Regions from separate parts of the Mus musculus genome. Here region 1 is linked to region 2. The links are chromatin loops, found by intact Hi-C in ENCODE. Cell type or tissue: heart. All regions are shown on one strand. Links, peaks and the distances in the headings refer to the core of each region. The heading gives the core; the rest is flanking DNA.

What was found. A loop is a pair of places that touch in the nucleus more often than their neighbours do. Peaks named below come from ENCODE experiments on the same cell type or tissue, not always from the same donor. Only the 100,000 strongest peaks of a DNase experiment are listed, where the experiment ranks them.
Region 1: a loop joins it to region 2, with 7 times the contacts of the local background. A loop is called at or near these places in 1 of 42 quality-filtered maps.

What each region holds. Positions count from the first base shown.
Region 1 is chr7:44,883,739-44,899,199 of GRCm38, forward strand. It overlaps Med25 (mediator complex subunit 25), which reads right to left and starts at 8,686. Exons shown (of 18, transcript NM_001331207.1): 1 at 8,493-8,686; 2 at 8,361-8,406; 3 at 8,045-8,169; 4 at 2,434-2,532; 5 at 2,046-2,166; 6 at 1,601-1,763; 7 at 1,342-1,472; 8 at 1,095-1,182; 9 at 825-1,018; 10 at 381-509. The coding sequence starts at 8,626. Fuz (fuzzy planar cell polarity protein) reads left to right here and starts at 12,341. Exons shown (of 11, transcript NM_027376.3): 1 at 12,341-12,624; 2 at 12,809-12,930; 3 at 13,177-13,261; 4 at 13,523-13,591; 5 at 13,782-13,886; 6 at 14,765-14,962; 7 at 15,038-15,133; 8 at 15,247-15,353; 9 at 15,436-15,461. The coding sequence starts at 12,514. In heart, for the core only: no CTCF peak of the experiment used is centred there; DNase peaks (open chromatin) are centred at 8,023, 8,713 and 9,023; H3K4me3 peaks cover 2,455 bases; H3K27ac peaks cover 1,379 bases.
Region 2 is chr7:44,815,374-44,829,677 of GRCm38, forward strand. Atf5 (activating transcription factor 5) reads right to left here and starts at 285. Exons shown (of 3, transcript NM_030693.2): 1 at 109-285. It overlaps Nup62 (nucleoporin 62), which reads left to right and starts at 715. Exons shown (of 2, transcript NM_053074.2): 1 at 715-1,110; 2 at 13,114-14,304. The coding sequence starts at 13,190. It overlaps Il4i1b (interleukin 4 induced 1B), which reads left to right and starts at 997. Exons shown (of 9, transcript NM_001171024.1): 1 at 997-1,110. In heart, for the core only: CTCF peaks have their summits at 382 and 2,920 (motif pointing right); DNase peaks (open chromatin) are centred at 648, 3,588 and 4,648; H3K4me3 peaks cover 4,263 bases; H3K27ac peaks cover 3,877 bases.

The sequences.
Region 1 (15,461 bases), core at 5,984-10,983, 74 kb after region 2:
TCGAACTCAGAAAACCACCTGCCTCTGCCTCCCAAGTGCTGGGATTAAAGGTGTGCGCCACCACGCCCGGCTACCAACATAATTCTTTTTTTTTTTTTTTAAGATTTATTTATTTATTATATGTAAGTACACTGTAGCTGTCTTCAGACACTCCAGAAGTGGGCATCAGATCTCGTTACGGATGGTTGTGAGCCACCATGTGGTTGCTGGGATTTGAACTCCGGACCTTCGGAAGAGCAGTCGGGTGCTCTTACCCACTAGGCCATCTCACCAGCCCCCCCAACATAATTCTTAAATGCCAACTTGAGAGCTGGGCCACACATCCTGCCTTCCTCTGCATATCCTAAGTGCTCTGGGAGCCCCCCTTCTCAGCCACTCACCTCCTGCCACTCGAGGACTCCACTCCAGGCTAGGAGCTTGTTGGATACTGACTGCTGCCCACCAAGTGCAGGACCCCCAAGCTGGGCTGCTGAAGGACCATTGACCCCACCTGGGGTTACAGTGCCTGCCTGCTGAGGACAAACAGCAATGAGGACACCATGCTCTGTCGGGGAGTAGACACCTTATAGGAGCGGGACAAAGGACCTCCGCGACCACTAACCATATGTCTGAGACCATCCATGCCAAGCATGAGGAACCAGACTCCCAGAATTCCAGGATACCTGGGTTCCTCAGGCCAGGAGCCCACAGCCCTGCCCCAGAGCTGCACATCACAGCTATGCACCTCACCGTGGAGCTCAGGCCCCTTGCGGGAGGCTAGGTACCACCTTTCATCTACTGTGAGCACAGCAGCAGCCTGAGGCTGGGGACGACGAGCCACCTACCAGAGACGGCGCCCCAGGCTGCGCAGGAGCTGCCAGGACTGGTCCGGGGGCCACGGTGGAGACTAGGCTAGGCTGTGAGGCAGGAGGTGGCTTTGGAGCTCCAGGGGGCACAGGAGCCAATGGGGGTGCTGGGGCCTGGCTGAAGGGGGGCCCCACTCCTGGAGCAGCTTGCTGGAGAGGGTTGATGGGTGAGACTGTGGGAGAAACCAGCGTGAGTGGGTAGCTGGGTCAGAATGTAGGGAAGCCCCCTCTGCCTCTTCTAGAACTCACAGCGTGGGCCCAGCCCGGCCTTCTGGCTCTTGGCAGCCTCCACAGCATTCTGCGCAGCCACCTGAGCAGCACTTAGGTTCCCAGGAACCTGTCACATGAAAGAAGACCATGTGCCCCTAGAACTATGTACTTCTGCACCCCGAAGCAAAATACACAGCTCTGATGACCCAGGAGCTTTGACTCCACCCCCACAGAGGCCAAGTCTCCACAGGGCCCCAGGAGCTGCCCCCCCCCATTACATCCATACCTGGTACTGTGGTGGGACAGGGGGCAGAGCCTGCGGGGGCGCTGCTGACAGCGTGGCAGCAGAAGCTGGAGCTGGTGGCAAGGGGACTGCTTGCTTGGTCTGCAGAGAGCCTGAGGTCGAGCTGCCACCAACTGAGCACAGGAGAGACAACACAGGCCCAAGAGAAGGAGTTGGGGGTAGAAAAGGGACAACCAAAAATCCATGTTAACAGAGTACTGAAAAGGAACCCCCCCTTTAGCGTACAGTACCCAGGCCTCACCAGGCAGCACGAGCCCACGCACAAGCACCATGTGCCTGGGGTCCTGGCTGACGTCTGCTGGTTGCTGCAAAGGCTCCAGTAGGGCAGGAGGAGCCGCCTTCTCAAACAGAAGCCGGAGGGCTGGCAGCTTTCTCGGAGAAACGATGGAGAAGTGGATGCCTCGCTGCAGAAGGGGAAAGCAATAATGGCCTCCATGAACGTGCTGGAGTTAGTCTCCTCCCCTGCCTCGGGGTGGGACAGCACACCGTGGGCACGTAAAGCCTGGCCTTAGGTTACCCAGAATTCTGAGTATGGACAGTCGTAAGCAAGCACAGAGACTTTGGCTATTTTTTGCCTTGGGTTTCGGACCCCAGCCTGCTTCCTAGGATCCAGGTGTGGGCTTCCCCCTCCCTCCCTCCCTCTCTCCCACACAGGGGTGCAGCCCCCAACTCAGCACTCCCCTCACCTCTCCTATTTTCTGCACCAGGCTCTCGGTAGTGCAGCCTGAGTAGGTGGTGCTCTCCACGGCGGGCAGGAGGTACGGGGGTGAGTTGCAGATGAGGAGACAGACTCGGTGGGTCTGGCCACTGCCAGGGACAAAGTCATGGGATAGCAGGTTCGCCATGGCAACTGTGTGTCATGCCCTCACCCTCTGAGGTCATTTACAGCTGACAACACTGAGGCTCTCGGATTTAGTGACAACTTTAACTCATCTACTGGGCAAGGAGCATAGAAGGGAGGTCCCTACCTAGTGCCTGGTCAGGCACTGGCCTGGGCTGCCCTACACAGGGCCCCACTTCCTGTCCCCCATCCAGGGTGAGGATCGAGGATTTCCCAGGAGGCCGGACACTCACATCTGTTCACGCATCTTCTTAAAGTCATCGAACAGCTGCAGGGCAGTGCTCAGACCTTCAGCGATGAGACTACAGCTCTCGCCACCACCGCCCATGAACCTGTGGGAGGGGTGCCAGTTAGACCCAGTGCCCAACACAGCCAGCCGGCACTCTTCCTGACCCTCCCACAAGGCACTGCACCCTCTGACAGGACACTGTCCTTAGAGTTTTACTCAGTGACTCGAGAGCACCAGGCTGGGAGAGACGCTAAGAAGGGAGGACATCAAGAGGGCAGCAGGAGGAGCCAGGACTCTGAACATGGCCTCTGGGCGTCCCAGTCCAGGTGGCCCAATGCCCTGACTGTCCTAATATCCCCTCCCGAATGGGCCATCTGCCTCACTGGTTTGCTTTATTTCCTTTTCTCTTTTTCTTTTGTTTTGTCAAGGTGTCACTTACTATTTAGTCTGGGCTGTCTTAGGACTCACTGTGTAAACCTGGCTGACCTTGAACTCACAAATCTCTGCCTGCTTTTGCCTCTCAAGTGCTGGGATTACAGGTGTGTGCCACTAGACTCTTTATTTTCTGTGTATGGTGTTTTGCCTGAATGTGTTTGTGTACACCATGCACACGCCTGGGGCCCTAAAATGGCCAGGAAAGGCAATCAGATCCCCAGAGACTAGAGCCTTCACAGGAGTGCATGGAATCGATCCTGGGTCCTCTGGAAAAGCAGCCTGTGAGTGTTGTTAAGTACGGAGCCATCCATCTCCCCAGCCTCAATCTCCTACTGCTAGAAGAAGCACTAGTACAAGACAGGCTCCTGCTTCCTCCACAGTGCCATGGGTGAAATGTACTTCAGCGTGGCGTGTCAGGCGGAACCACGGGAGCCCAGTGTTAGCTTCCTAGAAGCAGGCTCTACACAAGTAATGGAAGAGGGAAGTACAAGACCCCAATCCATCCACAGACACCTCCAGGTCTATGAAAAGGGGAAGGTGGCAAGAAGATGTGGACAGTCCACAGGAAGGTCAAGCCACAGAGCTCCAGGGCCACTCACAGCTGGAGAGGTCGGGGAGGAGCCTTTCCCCAGAGTTTCAGGCCCTTCCCACTCAGTCAGCACTGTGACCTGGGACTTGAAGCAGCCATACTGTTTTTGAACCTGGCTCCTGGTACTTGTCCATGGCAACCTAGGAACCCACCCGCGGTGTCCCTCTGCATGGTATCCTGGGAAAGGCCTTTGTTCCAGCACAACTGATGCTACCACAATCTTTGGGCTGACTTGTATGGCTGCCTTAGCCCTACACTGCTAAAATGTGACAGTCTCATGTCTGCCCCCTCTCATTTCTTGTTCCCAGACTGGCCCACCTGTCTGGCCCATAAAAGGCATATGGTGGAAATAATTGGTAAATGAATAAATGACTGTCCAGCCAGCAAAGCCTTTAGCTGGGCCTACCCTCCTGTTCCTGTCCTCTTCCTGACAGGTTTGCAGAGTAACTGATGCACGTATTTCTGCTCAGACTCCCCCAAACCTACTACATTCTGGATTAGGTGAAAACCCAGCTTATCTATCCTGACATGTGCCCAGCTTGCCCTCCTCCAGGAAGCCCACCACCTGACACCACCAACTCAAAGCCTCAGGTCTATACATGGCTCAACAGTTAACAGCACCAGCTACTTTTTTAGAGAATGCAGGTTCAATTACGACACAGTAGCTCACAACCATCTTTAGCTCCAGATTCAGAGAACCTCATGTAGAAGTCAGAAACAACAATGTCTCTGAGGCCAGGGACACGGCACGGCACATACACACACACAAAACAATCAGAAACTATTTTTTTTGTTTTTGTTTTTCAAGACAGTGTTTCTCTGTATAGCCCTGGCTGTCCTGGAATTCACTCTGTAGACCAGGCTGGTCTCAAACTCAGAAATCCTCCTGCCTCTGCCTCCCGAGTGCTGGGATTAAAGGCGTGTGCCACCACGCCCTGCTTACAATCAATTAAAAACAAACAAACAAACAAAAAAACCCGGGTGGTGGCACAGCCTGTACTGGAGAGGAAAGAGGTCTGGAGCCAGCCTGGTTGGTTCTTCAGCCTGCAGCTCACTGCAAAGTGGTTGCTTAGCCCGCCCCCCCACCCCCACCCCCCAACGCAGATAGCAAATGAGTGGTAACACACTGAGCCTCCCAACACTAGGCCTGGGCTGGGTTCCCAGCAAGATAAAAACAGAGCTGCCGAGCCTGATGACCCGAATCCAAACCCTAGAACCCCCAGTGCTGAATCAGAGCCAACTCCTGCAGGGCGGGAAGTAGAGTTTACACACACATACACACACACACAAAAGAGGTCCCAGGTTGACTCAGCTACCTTTGCCCATGATCACACCCTGCCCCAGAGGCCCTGGTCACAGTGAATGTGACCAGCAGCTCCCCAGGGCCAGGACAGTGTCTGCACCTCATGACCACTCAGCATTTGTGCCGCACACCTTCATGAGTGAGTAAACAGTCAGCCGAAGGCTGTGACACAGACACCCTGTTCTTTCTGACTCAAAGCCATTAGCTATGGGAGACCGGCTCCTGGCAGAAGGGAGATGTAACATCAGAAGCCTACCTCTTAGCAGCACGGCCACTTCTTAACTTTCCAGCACGCCCTGCCCTGTCTCCCAGCACCATCAGCAGCAGGTGAGATTTCCTAAGCAGGGACCAGCCTGGCCACTGTCACTCCCATTCCTATCCTGCCCAGAAAATCTTGGACATGAGTCACGGGCCCTGAGCAACACAGCAATCCTGGGAGAGTTAAATGATGTTGAAATGCCAAGCAGCAGCAGAGGCCTCCAAATGGGGGCACTCGTGTTTACAGGATTCTAAGTGCAGAAGTGGATGCCACAGTGTCCTGTCCAGCCTTTCCCCTAAGGGAGAGGCCACTCTTCCCACAGTCGACACCACTGAAGTCTGGCTGAAGCTGTTCCCCCATAGCCATCACTCATGGTTCACATGGCTAGCATCTCCTGAAGCCTTAGGTCACAGAAGCAGAGGACAACTGGCTGATAAGAAACGTCACACAAGATTCCTCACACAGAAACATGCCCAGAAGATTTACCAGCCAACAAGAATGGAGCTGGCTGGCACTGGCTCCCCCCAACTCACATCTGACCAAATGTGGTGGAATCCTCATATGCACCATCCCTGATGTGCAGCAATGAGGGCCTTGGGGCTTCCCAGAACTCCAGATGGGGGTTCCTCCCAGACGTTCTTAGAAGACATCGACACTTGACAATGCCTGAAGATAACTTTCTAGGGATGCCATTGGCAGGCAGCAGGGAAAGGCTGTTGGACATTCTCGCAGGGTCAGGATATGGCTCAGCACCTAGGACAGGCCTCCCAACAAACAATTATCTAGTTCGGGATCTGGAGAGATGGCTGCCTGGTTAGGAGCACTGGCTGCTCGGATTCCAGAGCAGCTGGCAGCTCAGAACTGTCCGTTACGGACAGTTACAGTGTCCGGCACCCTCACACAGACATACATGCAGACAAATCATCAACACTGTTTTGTTTTGTTTTGTTTTTTTATTTTGGAAGGGAGGTTGCAAGTGTTGTGGGTGGATATGAGGGGACAGAGAGATGAGTGGGTTAAAAAAATAAAATAAAAGATTTATATAATCCAAGCTAGGTATAGCAGCTCAAACAAGCAAACCTAACATGGGTGAGGCTGAGGCAGGAGGATGGAAAGGACTGTGTGGTGTTTAAACCAGACTAAGGGCCTAGAAATGAATCAGTGTTCAGAGCACTGGCTGCTCTTCCAGGGGATCCAGGCTGCAGTCCCAACACCTCCATGGCACTGTGTAACTCCAATTCCAGAGGATCTGATGGCCTCTTTTGGTCTCAAAGAGCACCAGGCACAAGTGTTGCATATACAGAACCTCGTACACATTAAATTAAAAAAAAAAAAAATCTGTTTTAAAAACGTGAGTGCAAGCCGGGCGTGGTAGCGCACGCCTTTAATCCCAGCACTCAGGAGGCAGAGGCAGGTGGATCTCTGAGTTCGAGGCCAGCCTGGTCTACAAAGTGAGTTCCAGGACAACCAGGGCTATACAGAGAAACCCTGTCTCGAAAAACCAAAAAAAAAAAAAAAAAAAAAACCGTGAGTGCAAAGTGTCAACAATGTCAAGGATGGGAAGGCTGGCTTTACATTAACTCTAATCCTAACAACTTCCGGGAGGGGGTGGGGCAGTGCACAGGTCAGCTTTCCATGCCACCTACCATGTCACACACACACACACACACACACACACACACACCTGGAACACAGCAGACAAGCAGACATTCAACACACACCTGCTTCATCAAAACAGGATCTAGATCAGCACCGCTATATGAACCTTGACCACAACACACCTGTGGAATCCACATGGCGAGGTTAGCCCCAGCGCCCCTTCAACCCTTCCAATGCCCACCAGTCTACACTGTTATTCATTTGCAAACCAAGACCAGGAACAGGGCAAGCAGTAACTTTGGGCACTCACGCACTGCTTACTGTGTGCTGGGCGGCAGCACCCTACATGGCTCTGGTGGTCTGTCCCCAGGGATCCCACTGGTCACCCATTCTTATCTGGACCAGGATAGACTCACCTACCAAACAAGTGGTGACAAAAGTGATGGACTGTCACTTGGTCATCAAAAAAGCCTGGTGGCTTCCTCTTTGCCCCCTGGATTCACTCATTCACTCTGAGCAGAGCCAGCTGCCAATCTGGGCATCACTCTGCTATATGCCAGGGCATGATGGCAAAGAGCCAGCAAGGAACTAAGGCTCTGTCCACAGCCGCAGAACAGCCATCATAGCCATCACGGCCTCATGGCCGTGGCTCTTTCAGGCATGCCAGAGAGTGGATGAACACAGCCCTGTGAGACCTGACCAAACACACACGGCCTGGCTTATCCTCCTGAGTTCCTGACATACAGATGGCTTCATGAGGAGCAACTGTGCATTCTGAAATCCTTAAAAGTGGGGTGGGAGTGGGGAAACGTTATACAGCAACAGACAGTCAAGAGCACTGAGAACAAATACGAAACGAGCAGCACAAAGGACCCTGGGACCCGACAGTCAAAGAGTTATCTGGGAAGAAGCCATGACTCTAGGCTGCCTGGCTCTACAAGCTGGTCATGGTGGCAGGTGTCTGTAATCCCAGCAACCAGAAAGTAGAAGCAGTCAGATCAGCAATTCAAGGCTACACTGTGCCAGGTGTGGTGGCCCATGCCTCTGATCCCAGCACTTGGGAGGCAGAGGCAGGTGGATTTCTGAGTTCGAGGCCAGCCTGGTCTACAGAGTGAGTTCCAGGACAGCCAGGGCTACACAGAGAAACCCTGTCTCGAAAAAAAACAAAAAAAAACAAAAAAGGCTACACTGTAAACTGTGACCCAACCACGTAAGGAGCTCTCAGGGCCCAGACCCATCCTGCAGACTCCTCTGGAGTAGACAGACAAGAGGAAGAAAGAAGAAGCTGACGGTAACTGGACACTCAGACAGGGACTGTGGTGACCCACACTGAGTTCTGCTGAGTGCGGGGCACTATTCAATCACAGGCCACCCTGCCCACAGTCTTTCTTGGGGGTACCCATCCTGCCCCAAATGGAGGCAAAGCTCACTTGATGCCATCGAGCCAGGTGACAAACTCATAGGCACTGCTGGTAGGTGCGTGACATTGTACATAGGACTCTGGAGCGCAGTCCACGGTGTTGAACACCACAAGGCTGTACTGGGTTCCACCATACTGGGAAGAAAGGACAGAACAACTTTACAACTGAGATCTTTGGCAAGGAACAGGCCATCCCAACTTCAGATCATTTTAGAAATAAGCTGTGAGCCCTTCTTCTCTCAAACCCAAGACTAAGGACCCCATCTTTCCTCCCTCAGACACAGGGGTCTACCGGCTTCCATCCCGTGACTCGGCCGCGCACTCACGTCTCCCCCAAAGTCCGTCTCTGCAGGGGGTCCCCCGTTGAAGTACCTGCAAAGACGGAGGAAAGGCGGGGTCGGCACGAGCTTTAGGTTAGCTAGGGCGGCGGGAGGCGACGAGAGGTCTCGCTCACTCACTCTATGGCAGGCAGCAGGTAGTGCTTGCGGAGCTCCTCGAAGTACGGCCCCAGGTTTGCTGTCCCCTCGATCACAAACACCACATCGGCGACCAGGCCCCCGGCCCGCGCCGGGCCTTCGGATCCGGGGACCATGCCCCGCGCCGCCGACGCCAGCGCCGCTGACGCCGTCGCCGTCCCGGGACGAACAGAAGTGCGCTTGCGCGGTGTGCGCAGCCCCGCCGGACGTCTGGCAGCTTCTGCTGATGCTGATACGGCCATGTTTGTGCGGGGCATTTTGCGAGCCGTGGTTTTATCTCTACCCTGGGGCATACCAACAACACGAAACTCTCAGAATGGGCACAACGAGCCCCTTTAAGGGCCTCTTGAAATCGAGCAAACTTTTGCGCACAACATCAAGCACGAAATAAATCGAAAAACGGCACATCCGGTCACCATCTTGGAGTCGAAATCTAGTTTCCGACTCCGGGCTAAAGGGAGGGTCGGGAATCCGGTTGCTAGGCAACGCGTACCCATCCGTTGTGGTCTCACACAGAGATTAAGTTAATAAATTCTGTTCTTTCTGACCGGGAACCGATGAAAGAGAGCGGTCCAATCACATCATTGGAAACGACGTTGCTAGGCAACACTGTAAAGTTGCCCGGGACTTGGAAGCGAAGCAGTTGTTTTTGCTGGGAAAGAAGGGAATTCCAATTTAAGTGGAGGTTGCTAGGCAACACCTAATCTCTGTTTTCTGGGAAAGAAGCCAGAAACAGAATCAAAGAAAATACATTCCTTATTAAAAAAGAAAAAAAGAAAAGAGAAAGAAAGAAAAGAAAAAAAGAAAAGAAAAAAAAGAAAGAAGAAAATAATAATACTATATATATATAAACAGTGCAATAGTAATGTCTGGTATAGTCGAGAAAACTGAGTCTCAGCATTGTAGCTAACAGCATAAGCCGAAGTGAATATAAAATGACCTGGAAACTTATGTGTGGACAGAAATTTACTAAATAAAGCGTACTAATGTAGAAAGATACAAAGCCGCGATGGCGCACGCCTTAAATTCCAGTGCAGAGCAGATGCAAGTGGGACTGAGTTGCAGTATCAGTCTACAGAGTGAGTTCCAGGACAGACAGGGCTGCACAGAGAAACCCTGTCTCGAAAAACAAAATAAGAAAAAAAGAAAAAGAAAGAAAAAAAGACAAGCGATTTTTCAAAACGTAGGTGGCAGGCATCCAAACTTGGCTCACTTGCTTGCATTTGCAAGCAGGTTAGCAACTGAGACATTGCCCCAGACCTTGGTTTTTGGTATCTCTTCCCCACCCTCCACTCCCAAGGCAGGCTTTCTCTGTGTTAGCCTTGGCTGTCCTGGAACTTGCTCTGTAAATTTGTGGAGCCTCCCAGAACTCAGAGATCTGCCTGCCCCTACCTCTGGAGTGCTGGGATTAATGGCACACGCCACCCAACCATTGGCGTGAACAAGCTTTTTTAACCCCAATGCTAACCCCAAAACTACAATTTTCCACGTTGAATTTTGTTTTGTTTTGTTTTCAGACAAAGTTTTTCTGTGTAACCCTAGCTGTCCTGAAGCTCACTGTAAAACAGGTTGGCTGTGAACTCAAAAAATGTTCTTGTCTCTGTCGGCCAAGTGCTGGAACTAAAAGCATGCATAGAATTTTTAAGGTTTCATTTATCTGTCTATCTATCTGTTTATTTGTGGATTTGGCAGGAGATATCAGAGTAGGCCAGGCTGGCCTTAAGGGACTGTGCAACCATGCACACATTTTAAAATTATTCTACGAATCTGTTTTTTCCATATACAGAGTACATTTGTTAATTATTCTGTAGGAACTACAGGAAATAAAATCCAGAATAAAAACAACATCCAAAAAAGTTACTTTAAAATATTGTTTCATAGGATCTAGAGAGATAGCAGCTAAGAGAACTGGCTGTTCTTTCAGCGGACTGCTATTCAAGTCCTAGCAACCACAAGGCAGTTCAACTCCAGTTCCAGGGTATCCAACACCCTCATATAGACACCCATTAAAGCAAGACATCAATGCACATGAAATATAAATAAATAAATTATTTTAAATTATTTAATTTAATAAACAAAGCAATTGCTCTCAGACATACAGTAATCAAGCAGCTAAAACTGCTAACTCAGCAGGGTGTAGCAATGCAACATGGGAGAACTGAGCATAAGGACCAAGGCCAGCCTGGGCTACACAGCACGATTTTGTCTCAAAAAATTATTTTGTTTTATTGTATCATTTAAAATACAGAAGGAGAAATCTAATATTTGTCGGTGGAAAAAATTGTTCAATTCCTTGCACTTATCAAAATTGAGTATAGCCGGGCAGTGGTGGTGCACGCCTTTGAGGCAGAGGCAGGTGGATTTCTGAGTTTGAGGCCAGCCTGGTCTACAGAGTGAGTTCCAGGACAGACAGGGCTACACAGAGAAACCCTGTCTCAAAAACCAAACAAACAAACAAACAAACAGAGTATAAAAAGACATTAGAAGGGCTGAGATGGGGGCTGGACTGGACTGGAGAGATGACTCAGCTGTTAAGAGCATTGACTGGTCTCCCAAAGGTCCTGAGTTCAAATCCCAGCAACCACATGATGGCTCACAACCATCTGTACAGCTACAGTGTACTCGTATATATAAAATAAATAAATAAATCTAGAAAAAAAAAAGAAAGGAAGAAAGAAAGAAAAAAGAAAGGAAGAAAGAAAGGAGACTGAGATGTTGAAAAAGGAATCGGAATTTCAAGGACACATGGCAAGTCCCAGGTCTGCATGGGCTACATGAGACCACACCTCAAAAATACACTAAACAACAACAAGCAAAAGAGAAAGAAAGGAAAGCAAAGAAAAAGAGAGTGGCTGGCATTCGCCATTCCAGGCCAAACAGCTACCCTGAGTTCCAGGCCAACCAGGCCTAAAGGCTGCAACTCACCCAGAAAGTAGAAAATAAAGACACGAAGCTGTAGCCATACTATTTTAATAGCCATACTATTTTAAACTAGAAAATAAATTTTGATTCTTACAGTGCGTGTGCCATGGCATGTGTACAGAGGCCAGCTTTGTGGAGTGAGCTCTCTATTCTACCATGAAGATTCCAGGGGTTACAAGCTTCTCAGGTCTTCATGGCAAGCCCTGGGATGTGCTGAGCCATCTCCCTGGCTCCTAGCCATCCTTTGGAAGAAAGCTTTGGAAGTGATAGTACAGTGATCATATCTGTGAAAATCTGTCTTGCTACCTCGGTGCTAACTTCTATTGTTGCATGGAACAAAGTTTTCCGTGTTTTACCTTTCGACACGATACACCATCATTGGCATTAATTCGTTACAGAAATTACGTGGTTTTCATGATTTTGGAAAAGGTTCTCTTCTGCCTTTCACTAATAACAAAAACAACCATCTCATTTGGTGGTTACTAGGCAACACTGCCTGGATCAAACCATTCTGAAAAAATGAGAGGGAGACGGTGGCACAGCGGTTCGGAGTTTTGAAACAGAAATTATTGTGAATGGTAGTTGCTAGGCAACGCCTGAGCATACGGCCATCTTTGACTGGGGCAGGGTATTTCCCACTATGGAATGAAAGGCCACGCTGCAGTTGCCAGGCAGTGCCTTAGCACTGTCCCCATCCTCAACCAGTTGTTTAAAAAAAAAAAATTAGCACGTAATTACAGCACACATGAAGGTTTGTAGGCAACACCTTAGCACCATCACCATCTTCAAACTAGATTCTTCATTCTCGTTATACAAAAGATGTGAAGCTGTCCAGGAACAACTTGAACGCTTGGCAAGCAATACTTGTCGCCATCTTTGTTAGGGTCATGATGACTTCCGGCCGGGGCGGAAAAAGAATCCTGTTGGAGGGGCTGAGTTGATGAAGGCAGGAATTTAGCCATCCGGCTTCTCGCCCTCTGGCGGCTCCAAACGGCAGGCCGACTTGCTTTCACTACCCGCATGCTCCTAGATCCACACCGAGAGTCTCCAGGGGGGTGACTTGTCGGGTGCGGGCTTCCAGATGGGGGATGAGGGGCCGGGAAGCCCGGTGCATCTGCTGTGCCTCGCAGCCTCTAGCGGGGTTCCCCTGTTTTGTCGGAGTAGCAGCGGCGGCGCCCCCTCCCGTCAACAGGTGGGGGCATTCGACTCCTTCGTCTAAATAAGGGGTTTGGGAAGCTGGGATGGCATACCGTGCAGGGAGTAGAGGCTCGGAGCCTTTAGGGGACTAATAAGCCTGGTTTCCTGAAGAACTTTGGGGGGATGTGGGGAGACGGCAAAGTGGGACAGTGAGGTCTCAATGCTTCCCCACTCTTCAGCTTCCTTTCTCTGTCATCGGCTCTCTCAATGGAGTCCACATGTTCGGCCAGAATCTGGATGTGCAACTGAACTCTGCAAGAACGGAAGACACAACCGTAGTGTGGAAGAACTTCCATGACAGGTCCCTTGGCGGGAGCAAGGGAACAAGATCTGGGCAGTGGTTCCTGGCTTAGGTGACCCCAGAGTCCTGCCAGTGGTGACTTGGCTGTGGGAATCTTTGATAAGCTACTCACCCTCTCTGATCCCTGCGTTCCCAGCAGAATGTAGCCAGCAGCATAGGAATAGCCCAGAGACGCTGAAGCGCTTGGCTCCGTTTCCCAGGCCTGACCTCTACTTCATTCTTGCTTCTCTTCTTTCCTCCCCACAGTATCACTCTCATTGTTCTGTCATCTGAGGAGGGCACCTCTGAGCTGAGGCTGGAAAGAATGCTCCACATGGTGTTTGGGGCCATGGTGAGACTGGGCCCTTTTTTCTCCAAAACTCAAGAGAGCTGCACCCCCAGCCTCTTCTCCTTAGTCCAGACCTGCATTTTTTTCTCACACCCAGACATCCAGACCTCAGCCCTCTTCCCTCATACCTAGGAGTCCAGGAGCCCGACCTCCACCTTCATACACAGGGATCCAGACCTGGCCTTCCTCTCAACACCCATTCAAATACTGTCCTCTCTGACTAGATCCTATTAAGGACCCCGCTGTCCTATGTGATTCTTCTAGGTTCTCATTGTGGGACTTGAGGAGCTGACCAATATCCGGAATGTAGAAAGACTGAAGAAAGAATTGAGGGTGAGGCTGTGGGATGTGAGTGACGTTAGGATCCCTAAGTCGTGCCCATTTGTCTGGAACTACAATTCCCACTATGCATAGGGAAAGCCCATGGGTTCTTGAAGAGCTTGTTTAATCCTGGAGCTGGCCTCAGGTTTTTCTGGGCTGATCTGGCCTACGTGGGTCCTAGATGCCTCTTTTCCTCTACCAGGCCAGCTACTGTCTCATCGACAGCTTCCTGGGGAACTCAGAACTCATCGGAGACCTGACCCAGTGTGTGGACTGTGTCATTCCTCCAGAGGGGTCTGCCATGCAGGTATTGGGGCAGCTATAGAAATAACTGTGTCCCCACGGTTCTGCTCAGCCTTCCTTTGTTTTCTTTCTCTGGACATTGTCCTAACTCCCTCTTATCATCCTGGAATCAAGTTTTACCTGGAACCTTCTCACCAGGGTACACTGACTGCTTGCCTCCTGTCCTGCAGCTTCGGCCTCACAAGCACCCTGCCTTCCTGCCTTGCAGGGAACCCTGTCTAGGCAAATCCGCCTCACCCCATTCTAAGACAGGGCTCCCAGGCTGTCTTGGGACTCTCTCTGTAGGCCAGTCCGGCCGACCTCCAACTTACAACTCACAAACACCCACCAGCCTTTGCCTCTGAGTGCTGGGATTAAAGGCGTGCTCCACCATGCCTGCCCAATCTTCCTTTGCTAAAGTTATGCCTCTCCTGGCAGCATGTCCTGACCTCAGAGCTTCCGTAGGTCAGGACTGTGCCTTCTCAGCAAGTTTAGATGCTGTTGTTAAAACTATTGGCATCCCAGGACCTCCTGGTGCAGGCCTGTCACCCCAGCTACTCTGGAGGCTGGGGAGAGTATGCAAAGTTTAAGGCCGGCCTAGGCAGCTCAGTGAACACATGACTCAAAAATTCAGTATGACTTGGCAGGAGCAGCCCCATAACTGAAGGAGAAATAAATTTTAAGAAGCAAACAAACAAACAGATAAAATAAGTGTATGGAGAATTGAGAGTGCTGACTGATCAGGAAGGTTAAAGTATTCTCGTTCACAGAGAGGGTGTGAGACAGGAGCTTGGCAGCCTTGCGTGCTAGGGTGTCTCTGGTCTCATGGCTGCTCTTCCCCTCCCTGACTAGCCGGGAAGGTCCCTCCTTGCCCTATGACATCTAGTCTGACCTTTTCACCAGGAAACCCTTTCAGGGTTTGCAGAGGCCACTGGCACAGCCTTTGTCAGCCTGCTTGTATCAGGCCGAGTGGTGGCAGCGACAGAGGGCTGGTGGCGCCTAGGCATGCCTGAAGCTGTACTACTCCCCTGGCTGGTGGGGTCCTTGCCACCACAAGCTGCTCGAGACTACCCGGTGTATCTGCCCCACGGGAGCCCCACGGTGAGTGGGCGGGACCAGGGCGGGGCTTCCAGCAGGGCGGGGCCATGCTTAGCCCTATCTTGTGCCCGGCTACAGGTCCCACACAGGTTGTTGACCTTGACGCTGCTGCGTGGCCTGGAGCTGTGTCTGCTGTGCGGGCCGCGCCCGCCCCTTGGCCAGCTGGACCCACAGGTGAGGCGGACTGTTGCAGTGCTGCCCCTGTGCATCCCCTCCAACAGCGCCACCTGCTGCATGCAGGCCCTGGCCAACCAGCCCTGACCTCGCTCCCCATCTCACCCCCGTAGTTAATGGAACGCTGGTGGCAGCCTCTACTGGAGCCCCTCCGGGCCTGCCTGCCACTGGGCCCTAGGGCGCTACCCGAAGGGTTCCCACTACACAGCGATATTCTTGGGTAAGGCTCGATGGTTGGGCCCAGGGCCGGGAAGGCCATTTGCTCTGCCAGTTCCCCACAGCCTGATAGTGCTTTCCCCCAGTCTGTTGTTACTCCACTTGGAACTGC
Region 2 (14,304 bases), core at 1-5,000:
CCACACATTCCCAGGGACATTATTGGAAACTCCCCTGCCCCATCTCCTCCCTCAACACAGAAACCTAGTGTTTTCCCAGGGGAATTACCTCTAGTCCCTCCTACCCACCTCATCTTATTCCTCTTCATAAAAATTTCAATCCCAAGGGAATTTCCTTCTAGCCGTGCCCCTTCCGCATCATTAGACTATACCCCCTTTAATCCACAGGGGTTCCCAGAATAATTCTGCATGCCTGGGCCCTTCATCAGTGTCACACACACAGATCCCGCTCTTCCCTTAAAAATTTTGGTGACTTCTAAAGATTCTACGGGAAGCTCCGCCCACCCTTCTGTCTGTCACAGTCAGTTCCCGTCCCCCACTAGCAAGTCCCTAGAGGCCCCGCCCCTGTAGTGCTAGTGCTAACTCTTTCTTAAAGGTGTTCCTAAAGCCTTTCCTGTCAGTTTAAGCCAGTCCCCGCCCCAGCAGGTGTCTGATTGGAGGGAAGTTGGGCCTGAGTCGGAGCCTCAAGCAAAACCCCACCCTTCCTCGCTGCTGGCTCGACTAGCGACGAGGCGCAAGCTCAGTCCCAGGACCCGATCCATTGTTACGCCACTACCCTCCTGGGGGACCAGTGCGCGTGTTTAGCCAATGACCGGCCGCCCGCCGTAGTTCAGGCCGGGGGTGGAGGGGTGGGGGGGTGGGGGAATAAGACAATGCGCATGCGCAACAGGTTGTGGGGTTGTCTCCTTGGAGGAAAAGGGGCAGAGGGTCTGTGAATTAGCGCGCAGGCGCAACGGCGCGCGAGCCGACCTTAAAAGCCCCCAAATTCTCCGGAAGCACGCCCTCCTCCTCCCCGCCCCTCGCAACTCGAGCCTAGTGCGCTTGCTCAGCGGATGCGCCGGCCGCCAGCTTCCCTCTTCTGCGCCTGCGCGACCGTGGTTCCTCACTTCGTCTCCCCCGCCCCCACCACGAGGCTGACCCGTGAAGCCCCGCGAGCTCTGAAAGGGCGGGAAAGGCAGTTGGCGAGGGAGGGGCGAGCGGTTACTCACTCCATGGCGGCGAAAAGGCGAGGAGGCAACGGCGGCGGCGGCCTCGGCTGAAGAGACGGTGTGAGCGGAGAGTGAAGGCGCGGTGAGCGCGGAGACGGGGGCGGGGGACACGACGGGGTCGCGGCTACAGAGCCATTGCGCGGGCGGAGGCGGCGTGGCGGGAGCGTTAAGGGAGACTGTGCTGAGAGGGTTGAAAATGAGGCGGCCCCGGGGCCTGGGGACAAATATACCGGGGGCGGCGCAGCGCGGGCTTGCCTGGATCCCTCCGCGCCCCGCCCTCGCGCGGCCCCGACGGGGCGGTGGCGACCCCGGGCCCGCCATGTCGCCCTGACCCTCCACTCTCTGCTTCAGGCTGGGGGCCCGGGCTCGGTCTCCTGAATCGGTCAGATCCGATGTGTCTTTCACACCCGAAACCAGCTCGTCTCGTTCTCTCTCCCTGCTTCACGAATTTGCCACCCGAGACCTCGTGGGTTAAGCCCATCGCCGAATGGCGCAAGCTAGCTTAGGCTTCATAGAGGAGTTCCAGGCAGCAACCGCGAGATAACGCTTCCCAAGTACTTGTAGAGCGCTGTATACGCGCACAGATATATCAGCTATGGAAAGTAGGCCACGAAGTCCTAACCACGAGACTCTTCAACATATTTTTGTTTGTTTTGTTTTAACATTTATTGTGGTGGTCAGAGGAGAGCTAGCAGGAGTTGGTTCTCTGACCATGTGAGTCCCAGGGACGGAACTCGGGTCAAACTATTTGGCAGCCTTTACCCACTGCTCAGTCATTGTATTTTCTTTTAGAAAAAAACCCTGACTTCACCTCTTTTACTCTCCCTACCCCAGATTCTTAGCCATATGATCGTTCTGTGTGTCCCACCTCCAAGGTTTCTGTTTCCAGCCATCCCTGCCGACCTCTAAGGTTTTGCCCTTGCTCTGACTTTCTTGCAGTCCTTGCTCTCTTGCTGACCCCACTAGATAATTATTTCTTGATCCTGTCCAAAATAGGACATTTATATTCCATTTAGTAAAAGAGTCCCTCTTGTCCTTCACCGGGGATGATGCGTGAACCCTGTTTTCTACCCCATGTTCATGTACATGGCTGGCATTCCATGTGAAAGTCAGTCAGTGTGTCATATTTGTAGCAGCTGAGAGACTGAATGGTTGGAGATAGAGCTCAAGAATGCTCGTCTGTTTTTAACACCAGAACCTTAGTCTCTGTCCAAGCACCACATGGATTGGGCTTGACTTGCCTGTATTCTCAGGATTTGGGAGATGGGAGAAAAGAAATCATGAGTTCAGGGTCATACTGACTGGCCTCAATGTGTTTTAAAAAGAAAAAGTCCAGAGGCCAGGCTTGATATCTCACCTACTTAGGAGGCTAAGACAGGAGTATTGAAAGTCAAGGTCAGGGCTGGAGCTGCTTTGAGATGGCTCTGGTGGTGATCTCTAAACTCAACCCTCCTGAGTTCCATCCTCAGGACCCACTTGGTAGAAGGACAAAAGCAACTCTAGACGGTTGTCCTCTGACCTCCACCACCTGTAGTGACAGGTCTACATACTGAGTAAGGGGAGGAAAAAAGCTCAAGGCTTGCCTTGACTAGAAAGTGAGTTCTTGGCTGTCTAGAGAACTTAACAAAGATCCTGATTTTAAAAAAATATGTAATGGGCTGGGGTTGGAGGTTGGTGGCAGAGTGTTGGCCAGAATACTGCTTTCCAGACTCTGGTGTCCATCCCTGGTACTGTAAAAGATTCAGAGCAGGTGGGGAATACTGATTTTGAAAGTTACAAGTCCTTGAGATAATTCCCCTTGGAATGGGCACTCTTTTTTTTTTTTTAGATTTTATTTATGTAAGTACACAGGTTCTCTTCAGACACACCAGAAGAGGGCATCAGATTCCATTGCAGATGGTTGTGAGCCACCATGTGGTTGCTCTGGAAAAGCAGTCAGTGCTCTGTAACACTGAGCCATCAGAGTGTGAATTCTTATCTTCTGCCAGTGTTTGAGCACAGGCGTGATTTGATGTGTTTAGACTCCAGCCCTCCCTTGCCAGCTATGGGCTTTGTTAAGTCCATGTGGAGTCTGCTACGAATACAGAAATGGGATGGACCCAGAGCTTCATGAACTGCATGCTAAATGGACATTCTACCACCTGAGCTGCATCCCTGGGCCCCACAGGTGCTGGTTTTTATTTGAAACATTGTGCCATGTTGCTGTGCCGGTGGTGCTCCTTTCCTTGAGTTTGGTATTTTAAAGTAAACTTTTGGAATAATCGAAAGGTTTCAAAGACAGTGCAGAGTGGGGGTACCAGCCCATAGTCTTCCCCATGGTACTTCTTTTTTCTTTCCTGAGGTCCTACCCAGATGCTTCCCCCGCCCTCAGATCCACCTTAACTCAAGAGCTGGTTTTCACATTTAGCTGCCATGCCCTCCCCAGCATGTGCACAGCCGTCACTTTATGGGAGTTGTGATCATCCCTGGAGGCCTGCCACCCTGAGCCTTGGCCAGTACCAGACTGTTATGTGTCCATCATGTGTGCTATTCTCTCTTCCTAACCCTCACCCCGGCTCAAGTGGCAGCCTAGTCTCTTTCCTCTCAAAAAACAAAAACAAAAAACAAATCCTGTGGGGAGCCAGAAGCAAGGGTGGAGCTGCTTGGAACTCTTTTCCAGTGCGGAGGGGCCTGAGCTGGGGAGTGAGGCGGCTGGTTGCAGGCAGTTGCATCAGCCGGGCTCTGATGGTTAGGAAGGGCTGAGGGAATTCTCTGGGGACCACAGAGCACCTGGCAACAGCTCCTAGGTAGCAAAGACCTGTATAGGAGCCCCCTGGGCAGAACACTGAAAATCTGGGGCTTTGTGCTAAGAAGGGGCCTAGCATCCCAAAGGCACTAGCTTAGTTGTGAAAGACAAGACTGGGGCCTGAAAAAGGGTAAGAAGAATTTTGCATGGCCACAGTTGTCTTTGATAGAGCAGAGTTCCCCACCCTGTCCTGTGAGGCCTCAAACCTGGACTATTACCTAGATTTTGTTGTTGCTGTTAAATTGTTTTGGTTAGTGTGCAAAGAGGTTTTGTTGTGACGCTTCGTATATCTTTATTTTTGTCCACCTGGTTGCTTCTCATCCCTGTACTATTGTGGCAGGCCCTGGTTTCCCAGTTGAGAGAACAGCCTTGTGTGATGGAAAAGGATTGGGCTTTATGGGTTCTGTTTGTGGGCAGGAGTTGGTCTGCCTACTTAGATTTTGGTGGGGTGTGCACCAACCTGCTACTTGTCTTCCCAGTGTGAGTGTACATGGTATTGTGTGTCTATCCTTTTCCTAATAAGTAAAAGTATCCCTTCCACTTGGTACAGGGAAGGGTGAGTCTTCATCAGTACCAGGTAATGCTAAAGGGGTAGCTGAGGGAAAGCTCTTCCTAGGAGCTCAGAATCTGGTGTAGCTTCTCTTCCTGTCCTTCCATACTTGTGCATGACTATCTCCTCCAGCACATAGAGGACAAGGTCGGGACTTTGTTCATATAGCCCCCAGCACTGTGCTACCCCCACCTCACCCCCTTGGGCAGCAGCACACTTCTGAATCAGTTGCTTGTGTGGGGACAGAAAACTCGAAAGCATAATCTCCACACAGTGCTAGGGAACAAGTAAAACTGGGTCACGAAGGCCAGAGGGACAGGAGTTGGAGGTGTGGGTGTCCTGGCAAACAAGGGCAGGAAGGCCAAGGCCAGTTTGGCTGGGGAAAGGGCAGTGCCACGTGGCCAGATGCTCAGAGTTCTCTAGAGCCCCTGCCCTTCTCTTACAACACCTCCCCTTTAGAAGTCACTGTTGTAACTTATCACTGAGTTGGCCTCATGCTTCTGTACCAGCTCCCACGTTTTGGGTGTCACCTGTACTGGTTAACTCCCCCTTGCTGTTATGACAGGTTAAAAGATTCAGAGAGCACACACTTGGCACCTTAATAGAATTTTGGAGTTCCCAAGGCACTGGGTTCCTAGCCATACCAGTATCTAGAGGCTACCTCATTTTGAGGCTCTTTGTGTCCCCTCAGGCTTCTTTGCCTCCGTCCAACTTGAAGCTTCTTCCTTTGAGCTTCCTGCCTTCCTTACAGAAGCCCTGTGCTTGAACATTGGACTGTCCCAGATAGTCCAGGATAATTGAGTCTTGAAGGAGCCTTCATGTAACTTGTCTACACTGAATGCTTTGCCATGGGATAATATTCACAGGCCGTGGGTACTGATGTAGATGAATCTGCATGGCCATTATCCAACCTCTAATTCTGTGTCCTCTAGGAGATATGTGCTGTTAGCCAGGATACAGGGAAAGTAGTGGAGGGTTAGTGGTGAAAGGGCACAGGCATCAGGACTGAGCTGTTACAAAGGGTCAGGAGGACTTGCTGAGCACCCCGACCACACCTAAAAGGGATTGCAGATTGGGCTGGGCAGCTGCTGACTGGAAAGGCGATGTCTAGATTTTGTCTGAAATTCAAGTTTGAACTATGAATGAGTACATCTTGTTTCTTTGTGCACAACTACTTAACAAACTGAGACACCAACAACACCTCTAGGAACCCTAGCATTTATGTACCCTCTGAAAAGTCCCCAAAATTCTAAACATGCAATCAGAATCTGCAGCTGTCAGAATCAAGCCCCTGCTAGAGCATGAGGGCAAATCATAGCTGCTGTGGACAGTCTGAAGCAGCCCCGTGTCCTACACCTGGAATTAAAATGAAAACATTTTTTATAGTATTTCTGCGTTTTTTTTTAAGGAAACCAAAATTCTCGTACACCCAACAATTTGTGTCCAGCCCCTTGGAGCTTTAATGTGGGTGGTTTGGAGTCTGTATTCTCTCTGGCTGCACCTCAGCAGGGCTACAAACATAGCCATTGGGCACAGGAGATGCTCTCTGTTCCTACTAAGTTGTATTTGGGAGTGACACCTAAGTAGGACATGGGAGTGATTGGGATGTCTTCTGAAACTAGGATTGAGAGGCTAGAGGTATCTTCTGGTGGGTGGAGTGGAAGTGGGGGGAAGAATGCCTTGTAGGAGAGGTTCAGCAGACAGCTACTGAAGTTCTCTTGACTTCAGTGGAACGATAGCAAGTTTCTACCTCATTTGCTAGGAGATAATCAAGCAGATAAGGTGCCTAGACTAGTGGCACAGGCTTATAACCCTGGCATTTGGAGATGGAGACAAGGTTTGGAAGTTCACTGCCAGCTGGAGTGACTTAGAGGCCCTGACAACTTTGAAACTCTGGGTCAAAAATAAAAATTTTAAAGGGCCTGAGGGTATGGCTTAGTTCAGTGATAGGGTCCTCTTGGTGTGCAAGGCACTGGTTCTTGCAGAACTGCAGGAAGAGAGCAAGGGAGGCCACAGCCTGCTATCACCTCTGTTCCCCACAGAAACCATATCATATAGCCTAGGTGAGCCTTGCCCTCAAGAGAAGGGCCAAAAAAGTGCACGGTGACAGTGTGTCCTCTGGACACACTGGTGCCTCCTGGTGTTCAATCAGAAGAGCCTGGCCTGCCCAGCAGTGGTGTTTGGTGTTTGTACAGAGCTGTGTGGTGATGTGCTGCCTCTGCTCTAACAGTCCAGTCATTACCACCCTCTACAGTTCCTCATCCCATTCCTTCTCCACCCACTCACCCCCAACCCCCACCCCCGTCTCCCAAGAGGATGTTCCCACTCCTCCCTTTTTAAATTCTTTTCTTTTTCTTTTTTAAAAGGGTTTATCTTGTATACCATGTTCTCTCTGCGTATAAGCCTGAAGGCCAGAAGAGGGCACCAGGTCATATTATAAATGGTTGTGAGCTGCCATGTGGTTGCTGAGAATTGAACTCAGGTCCTCTGGAAGAGCAGTCACAGCTCTTAACCGCTGAGCCATCTCTCCAGCCCCACTTACTTATTTCGAAACAGGGTCTTAAGCCGGGCAGTGGTGGCACTTGGGAGGCAGAGGCAGGTGGATTTCTAAGTTCGAGGCCAGCCTGGTCTACAGAGTGAGTTCCAGGACAGCCAGGGCTATAGAGAAACCCTGTCTTGGGGGAAAAAAAAAAAGAAAGGAAGGAAGGAAGGAAGAAAGAAAGAAAGAAGCTGGCCTCAGACTTTTTGATCCTCCTGCCTCCTAAGTGCTGGAATTACATGTGTATATCACTAAGACAGGCTTCCTTATCTTTTTTTTTTTTTTTTTTTTATTTATTTATTTATTTTATTAATGTAAGTACACTGTAGCTGTCTTCAGACACTCCAGAAGAGGGAGTCAGATCTTGTTACAGATGGTTGTGAGCCACCATGTGGTTGCTGGGATTTGAACTCCTGACCTTCGGAAGAGCAGTCGGGTGCTCTTACCCACTGAGCCATCTCACCAGCCCCCCTTCCTTATCTTTTTGAGGCTGACTGACAGTCCATGGATGGATGTTTGTTTGGCCCTTCATTGTTTTTGATGAACTGATGGTCATTGGTTGGGATGTTTTTATCCTATTTGGGCTGGTGTTACCGTTCTGGGGTGGGGTACTGGGGTCTGGGCTCTTCATTGAAAGAAACTGACTTCTAGGCACTTCCAGATTTGCTGCCTGGAAAGTGCCTAGGCACTTCCAGTGGCTGCCACACCCTACAGCACCAATTCATCTCTTCTCTGGCCACCCTAATGGGTGTGTAGTGGAGCCTCTTTGTGATCCAGCTTGGATTTTCTGGACGATGGTGGTGATAAGCCTCCCCAAGGAGCAGTCCTTTCTTAAAATGATACTGTGACCTGAGGCCACCACCCCTTCCCACCCTGAGTAGGTAGCTTCTCCATATGTCCTTAACAATGGGCCTCTAGTAGATTCCCTGGACCCTTCCCTAACAATCTCTTGGGGAAGCCTGACACTACCTCCTGGGGCTTCTGGTACTATCATAAGCAGAGCTTGATGTTGTCTGGTGTATTGTCCTGTGTAATTCACTTGTGTCTGCCTCTGTTGGCACTAAAGAACAGGTAGTTAGCTGGAGGAGTTGGTTTATTTTGCTTGGGAAAACCTTCCCTACTGGGTGGCATCTGAGGTCTGAAGTACTTTGATTGCAAGAGACAGACTTGGTGGGTCAATGCCTTTATCACGTTTAACATTGAATGCTGTAGGCTGAGCTTGTGCCTTGCTGTTTTTGTCGGCCACACGGGTATGTTCTGCTTACTGAGGTGGGTGCTGAATGGCAGCTCATGTTTATTAATGTTGTTTTGGTATAGTGGGTGTGGAAGTTCTGGCGCCTCCTCTGGTGGGTGAGGATATATATCTGAGACGCTGATAACTAACGCAGAAGAGTGCAGATGCTGGTCCTTGGGAGCTAACATGGGAGTAGCTTCCTCCACATACATGCCCCTGGAAACAACTGGCTTCCCAACTCTGTTGGAGGGGATATAATGCTTGTGACTTTAGCTCGAGCCACTGTGTCATGTAGCAATATTCTGTCTCAAAAAGGTACGTACATCTTAGAACCCTACTTGAGCTACATGGATGTTGTGCCAAGTTCATCATCCTAGCCCACTGCAAGACTCTACCTCAAAAACCCTTTCTTTAACCCTCTGTGCTGTAGGCTCCCAGTTGAAGATGAGCTGGTTAGGTTTTTGCAGGTGTTACCTGTTTGTCACCTGAGCTGGTGGAGGCCCTAGGGAGTAAGAAAGGATGTAATTGCTAATTAGCTGTGGGCTGATTTCTGAGGTAAAGAAATCACTGGAGGTAGGAGGGAGAAGGCTGAGAACCTGCAGGTACAGTCATCAGACACACAGGGGCAGGATTTAGTCAGTGTCTTTGAAAGGCTCATGCCCTTCCTCTACCAAGGGAGAGACTATCCCTGCTTCAAACGTTGTCTTCTTCCTCTTACTATTTTACTTCAGATAAGTCATTGAGTTATCAGCGAGGAGTGGTAGGGGAGTGGATTAGCCACATGGAGGTTAGGAAGTGGCCCAGCCATTAAGCTGATTAAAGCAAATCAAAATATAAAGGTTGTGTGTGTCTTTCATTCAGGAACCCAGAACATTAAGGTGGGTAGGGAGAAACATGCCACCAGGATTTATTTAGTTCTTTAATACAATTCACTTTTGGATTCTCTTAGCTATTCTTTCCTTTGACATATGGGGCAAAGAAATATGGTGACCACTATGTGCCTGCTGCTAGGGAGTGATGAAACAAAGGAAGTAGTAGCTCTCCTTCCCCACTTCCAGAACTCAAACCAACCTTGTTTGCTTTGCACTGGAGGAAGTGTGGACCTGATTTGTTCCCTAAGAGCTAGAGGGGTTTCTTCCATGAGAGAAGCTGCTGTGGCACTGTGGGGGGGAGGGGTTGGGGTGTGGCTGAGCTTCCCAGGAATCAGGTTCCCCCCTTTCTTTCTTGCTCTGCCTTCTCTTCCTCTTGCCTCTCCGGTGGTCTTCCATCCTACAGCAGCCCCTTTTCTACAGACTTTAATTTTGTCTCCGTGGTTAGCAGCCCACTCACAAAAGCAGAAGAGCAAGTGCCCTATTTTGTTTTGTTTAAGACAGATCATATAGTGAGGCTGGTCTCAAGTTCATCGTGTAGCTGACAGTCCTTGAACCTCCTATTCAGCCTTCTGAGTGCTGCAGTTACGAGCATGTGTTACCATGTTCATCTTGTGGAGTTCTTAAAACAACTACCTCACACCAGAAGGTTCCCTCAGAGCTAGCTGATACCCAATCCTTCCCTGGTTCTGCATTGTCATAGCACCACCTGGTGGCCGTTGACTGTATACTAGGGACAAAACCAGTGAGGATACAGAAGAGGTCACAAGCCAGAAAGGGGCCTTGGGTCCAAGTGGATCATCCAGAGCCATCTCCATCTTAAGTCCATTTTATGTCTGTCAAGCCCTTTAGCCACATAAGACACACCCTACCTTTGTTTTTCCCCAGTGTCCTAAAATATGCTGGTTATATCTGTTGCTTTATTGAGCTCAGCAGTGCTAGTACCACAGCAGGTGCTCAGCTTTTATGTGGATGATGTCCAAGTGGAATTTGTTTGCACTCTGCCACTTGGTGATTCTCTGCCTTGTAGTCATCTCTAGCTCAGGGTGGTGTTCGATGTGAAAAGTAGTCCAGTGGTGACAGAGTGCTGAGGTATTGGCAGGCTGGCTGTGACCAGGGCACATGGATGATCAAGAAGTAGGAAGGACTTTCTACTACTGTCCAGGCTCTCACATCAGAAATCCCAGCAGTAGGGAGGCAGGAGCAAGGTGCGGCTGAGAAAACTAACCAAGAGATGGATGGAAGGACATCACAGCCTGGGTGACTCCTGTGTCCATGGCATGTGGCCTCAGTGTGGATGTCTAGCCCACATGCCATGTTGCAAGCCTGTTACTGTCTGCTTTCTCACCCATAGGCTCTCCTAGGTGCCTCTCCTGTGGTGAAGATAGAAGGGCTATAGCTAACCTGGTCTACAGCTGAAGAGCTCCCAGGCTTAGGGAGTCATCACTTATTTGCTGGATCAGATCCTGCCTTGTGGTTATCTCTGTCCCAGAGTTCAGTTAAAGCTTCTGACTTAGTTCATCACCAACCTTACTCCCAGCTCCTTGCCTCCAGCTTCTTCTGCATTTAGCTCCCTACTTGTCAGTCCCCTGTGGCTGTTTCAGCAAAGAGTCTGAGCCACCACAGTGTAGTGGTACACTGGAGAGGCAGGGGACAGGCAGATAGTCTTCTGAGCTAGTGTACAGTGTATGTAGTTCTAGGCTATATGATGAGAACTTTTTTTTTTTTAAGTCTGGGTTGTTGGCATGGTGGTTGTGGCTATGCCAGCATAGTCTCCTCAGTGTTTGGCAGGACTCTTATCTCCAGACTCTCCGTCCCCAACTCTGGGTGGCTGGATAGTTTCATGGCCTAGAGCTGCACTGCCACAGGTCCTCAACTGTCATCTGAGTTGGTGACTTTCCACAGTGGGTATCATCACAACATCCCTTGATATCATGGAAGCTTGATTTTTTTTTTTTTTTAAGAATTCTCAGCTCCAATTTATTAATAGCAAAAGTTTTCCACTGAGTACTAAAAATTGAGGTATGAAGTGTAGCTGATTGGATGATTGAGCAGCTAACTTATCCAGTTAAAGTGCTCACCAGTGAGGAAGTCTCTATCATGCCAGAGTTGTCTGAGTGCTGAACAGGGCTTCAGTGGACCTACTGTGACCTTTTGAGATTGAAATAATTTTCCCCTGAAGTTCTTGTAAGCTTAACATTGCTAGACCACAGGAAGGAGGTGGCCAGAGAAAACAGGTCTGAAGAGGCTGGCACAGTATGGGGAGAGGGAGGACACCAGGCACTTGGCTTCTCGGTTGGGCCATTGATGATTCTTCATAGAAGACATTGGGAAACAGGCGCTGTGAGCTTGCAGACTCACATAAGTAAGAAAGGCAAGGCCAGAGGTCAGAGCAAGCCTTAGCTGCCTTCAGCGAAGGAAAATGGAATCTGACTTTGTTCCCTCCTAAGACCCATCACCCTTCTGTGTATTGTCCACAGACTCATCTTTCCCAGGGTATCTAGGGCCAGGACTTGGTGTTGTCCCCACAGTGGAACAGAGCCTGCTGCCCAGAAGCCTCTGGACTACTGATGTGTGGCTCTCGTCACAGCCCAGTGACTCATTGAGCGGGGGACACAAACTAAATTCATAGTAAATCTGAGGTTAGCCACACCCTGGTCTTAGGAAATTCACAGCTGAGTATTGGCATTACCCTGCAAACCACCTTCTTAACCCTGAAAATGCCAAAGGGACAGGGAGTACCCCAAATCATGTCCTCATTTCAGCAAGCACCCTTTGCTGGGGCAAGGGCTGAGCTCAGAGAGGCTAACGTTCTTGTTAATATTGAAGGAAGGACAGGGTCATATCTGCTATATTCCATATCAGTGTTTATTTCTTCTGGTTGTCACAAGCTTAAGGCCTCAGAACAGCAGACATGAGAGGGTGTGACAACCTGTGGTTGTGATACCTATGTTTGAAAGATTGGTACAAAAAAGATTGCAAGGGTGAACGAAGCCTGCATGAGCTTCATACTGAGACCCTGTGCCAAAGAATAGAATATCAGTAGCTGGGGAGATAGCTTAGTCAATAAAGTACTTACCATACAAGCATGAAGTCCCCAGCACGCACATGAAAAATCTGGACATAGTGGCCAATGCCATAATCTTGATGCAGGAGAGGTGTAGTCGGTGTGTTCCCGGGGCTTTCTGGTCAGCCAGCCTGTCTAGCTTAGTTGGTGAGTTACAGGTCCCAGTGAATGACTCCATCTCAAAAGATAATGTAGATAATAACTGAAAAGACACAAGGACTACCTATACACAGGGGGTATACAGTGAGGAAGCCCACCAGTATTGCTTCTTCACTATGGAATGAGCCTATCGGCAGTGCACCCCACAGAAGGGATGCATCATCCCACCCCATCACCTCAAGAAGTCCAAATAGAGGGTTATACTGCTCTGAAGGGTACATTCTGATACATTCTCTTTCCACATGGAGTACTGTGTGGGCTAGTCAGCTTTGCATCTTGGTCTCATTGTTCCACACCAGTATAGGGAAAGTGCCCGGTGACTCCATCAGGTCCACTGAACTTACTCCTGTCTCACCACCTGCTAGCTTGTGGTCCTGGGAAGATGATGCAGTGCTCCCTGTCACCTTCCTCACCATATAAGCTATGGGGAAAGTACCTGGACATCTCTGCCTGGAGTGGCTTCAGTCAAAACTTCTAGAAGTCTAGTGTTCTTAATGGGATGGACTATGGCTGCTCTTGGCTTATGGAGTGCTTGGTCTCTTTTCCCTTTGTCCCTCCCAACCACTACTGATTTTCACCTAGAGGAAAACCCCAAGTAATATCTGATTAGCTGGCCTGGGTCTCTACTTATCCCTAAGCACTGGGCTCTCATGCCCAACCTTCTGTCCTGGTTCTATCTCATTAGAGTGCCTTCTTGTGAACTGCCTCGGAGCTGCGCGTGCCCAGGAGCACTCAACTCCCATTGGTTTACTGGAATTGGTCAGGTTAGCAAAGGAAACAGCAGGGCTGCTGCCAGCTCTGCATCCAGCCCCACTACCCTCCACACCACTGAGCTTGCCTGTCCCAAACTGCCATCTGACCATGTCACTTCCTCTGCTCTAGAAACCTCCCCAAGGTTGCAGACGCTGACGGATTTGCCCCAGAGTCGAAGTAGCTGCCACCTGAAGATTCCACAACCATGAGTGGATTTAACTTTGGAGGCACCGGGGCTCCTGCTGGCGGCTTTACATTTGGGACCGCAAAGACTGCGACCACCACACCTGCCACTGGCTTTTCCTTCTCTGCTTCTGGCACCGGCACCGGAGGGTTTAATTTTGGGACTCCCTCCCAGCCAGCTGCGACCACCCCTTCCACCAGCCTCTTCTCACTCACCACACAGACCCCAACCACACAGACCCCAGGATTCAACTTTGGAACAACACCTGCTTCTGGAGGAACAGGCTTCTCCCTGGGGATCAGCACCCCAAAGCTCAGCCTGAGTAACGCAGCTGCCACACCAGCCACGGCCAACACTGGCAGCTTTGGGCTTGGCAGCAGCACCCTCACCAATGCCATCTCAAGTGGCAGCACCTCCAACCAGGGGACAGCCCCCACTGGCTTTGTCTTTGGCTCTTCTACCACCTCTGCTCCGTCCACCGGCTCCACTGGGTTCTCATTCACCAGTGGCAGTGCATCCCAGCCTGGAGCCTCTGGCTTCAGCCTTGGCTCTGTGGGTAGCTCTGCCCAGCCCACAGCACTGTCTGGCTCTCCCTTCACACCAGCCACTCTGGTGACTACTACAGCAGGAGCTACACAGCCAGCTGCTGCTGCACCCACTGCTGCCACCACCAGTGCAGGGTCTACACTCTTTGCTTCCATAGCTGCTGCTCCTGCCTCATCCAGTGCTACAGGGCTCTCCCTCCCAGCTCCGGTGACAACTGCAGCAACTCCTAGTGCTGGGACTTTGGGCTTCAGCCTCAAGGCCCCTGGAGCAGCTCCTGGTGCCTCCACCACCAGCACCACCACTACCACTACCACCACTACTACCACTGCTGCTGCCGCTGCCGCCTCTACCACAACCACTGGCTTTGCCTTAAGTCTGAAACCCCTGGTGTCAGCTGGCCCCAGCAGTGTAGCAGCTACTGCTCTGCCTGCCTCCAGCACAGCAGCTGGGACTGCCACAGGTCCAGCGATGACCTATGCACAGCTGGAAAGCTTGATCAACAAGTGGAGTCTGGAGCTGGAAGATCAGGAGCGGCACTTCCTGCAGCAGGCCACACAGGTCAATGCCTGGGACCGCACACTGATTGAGAA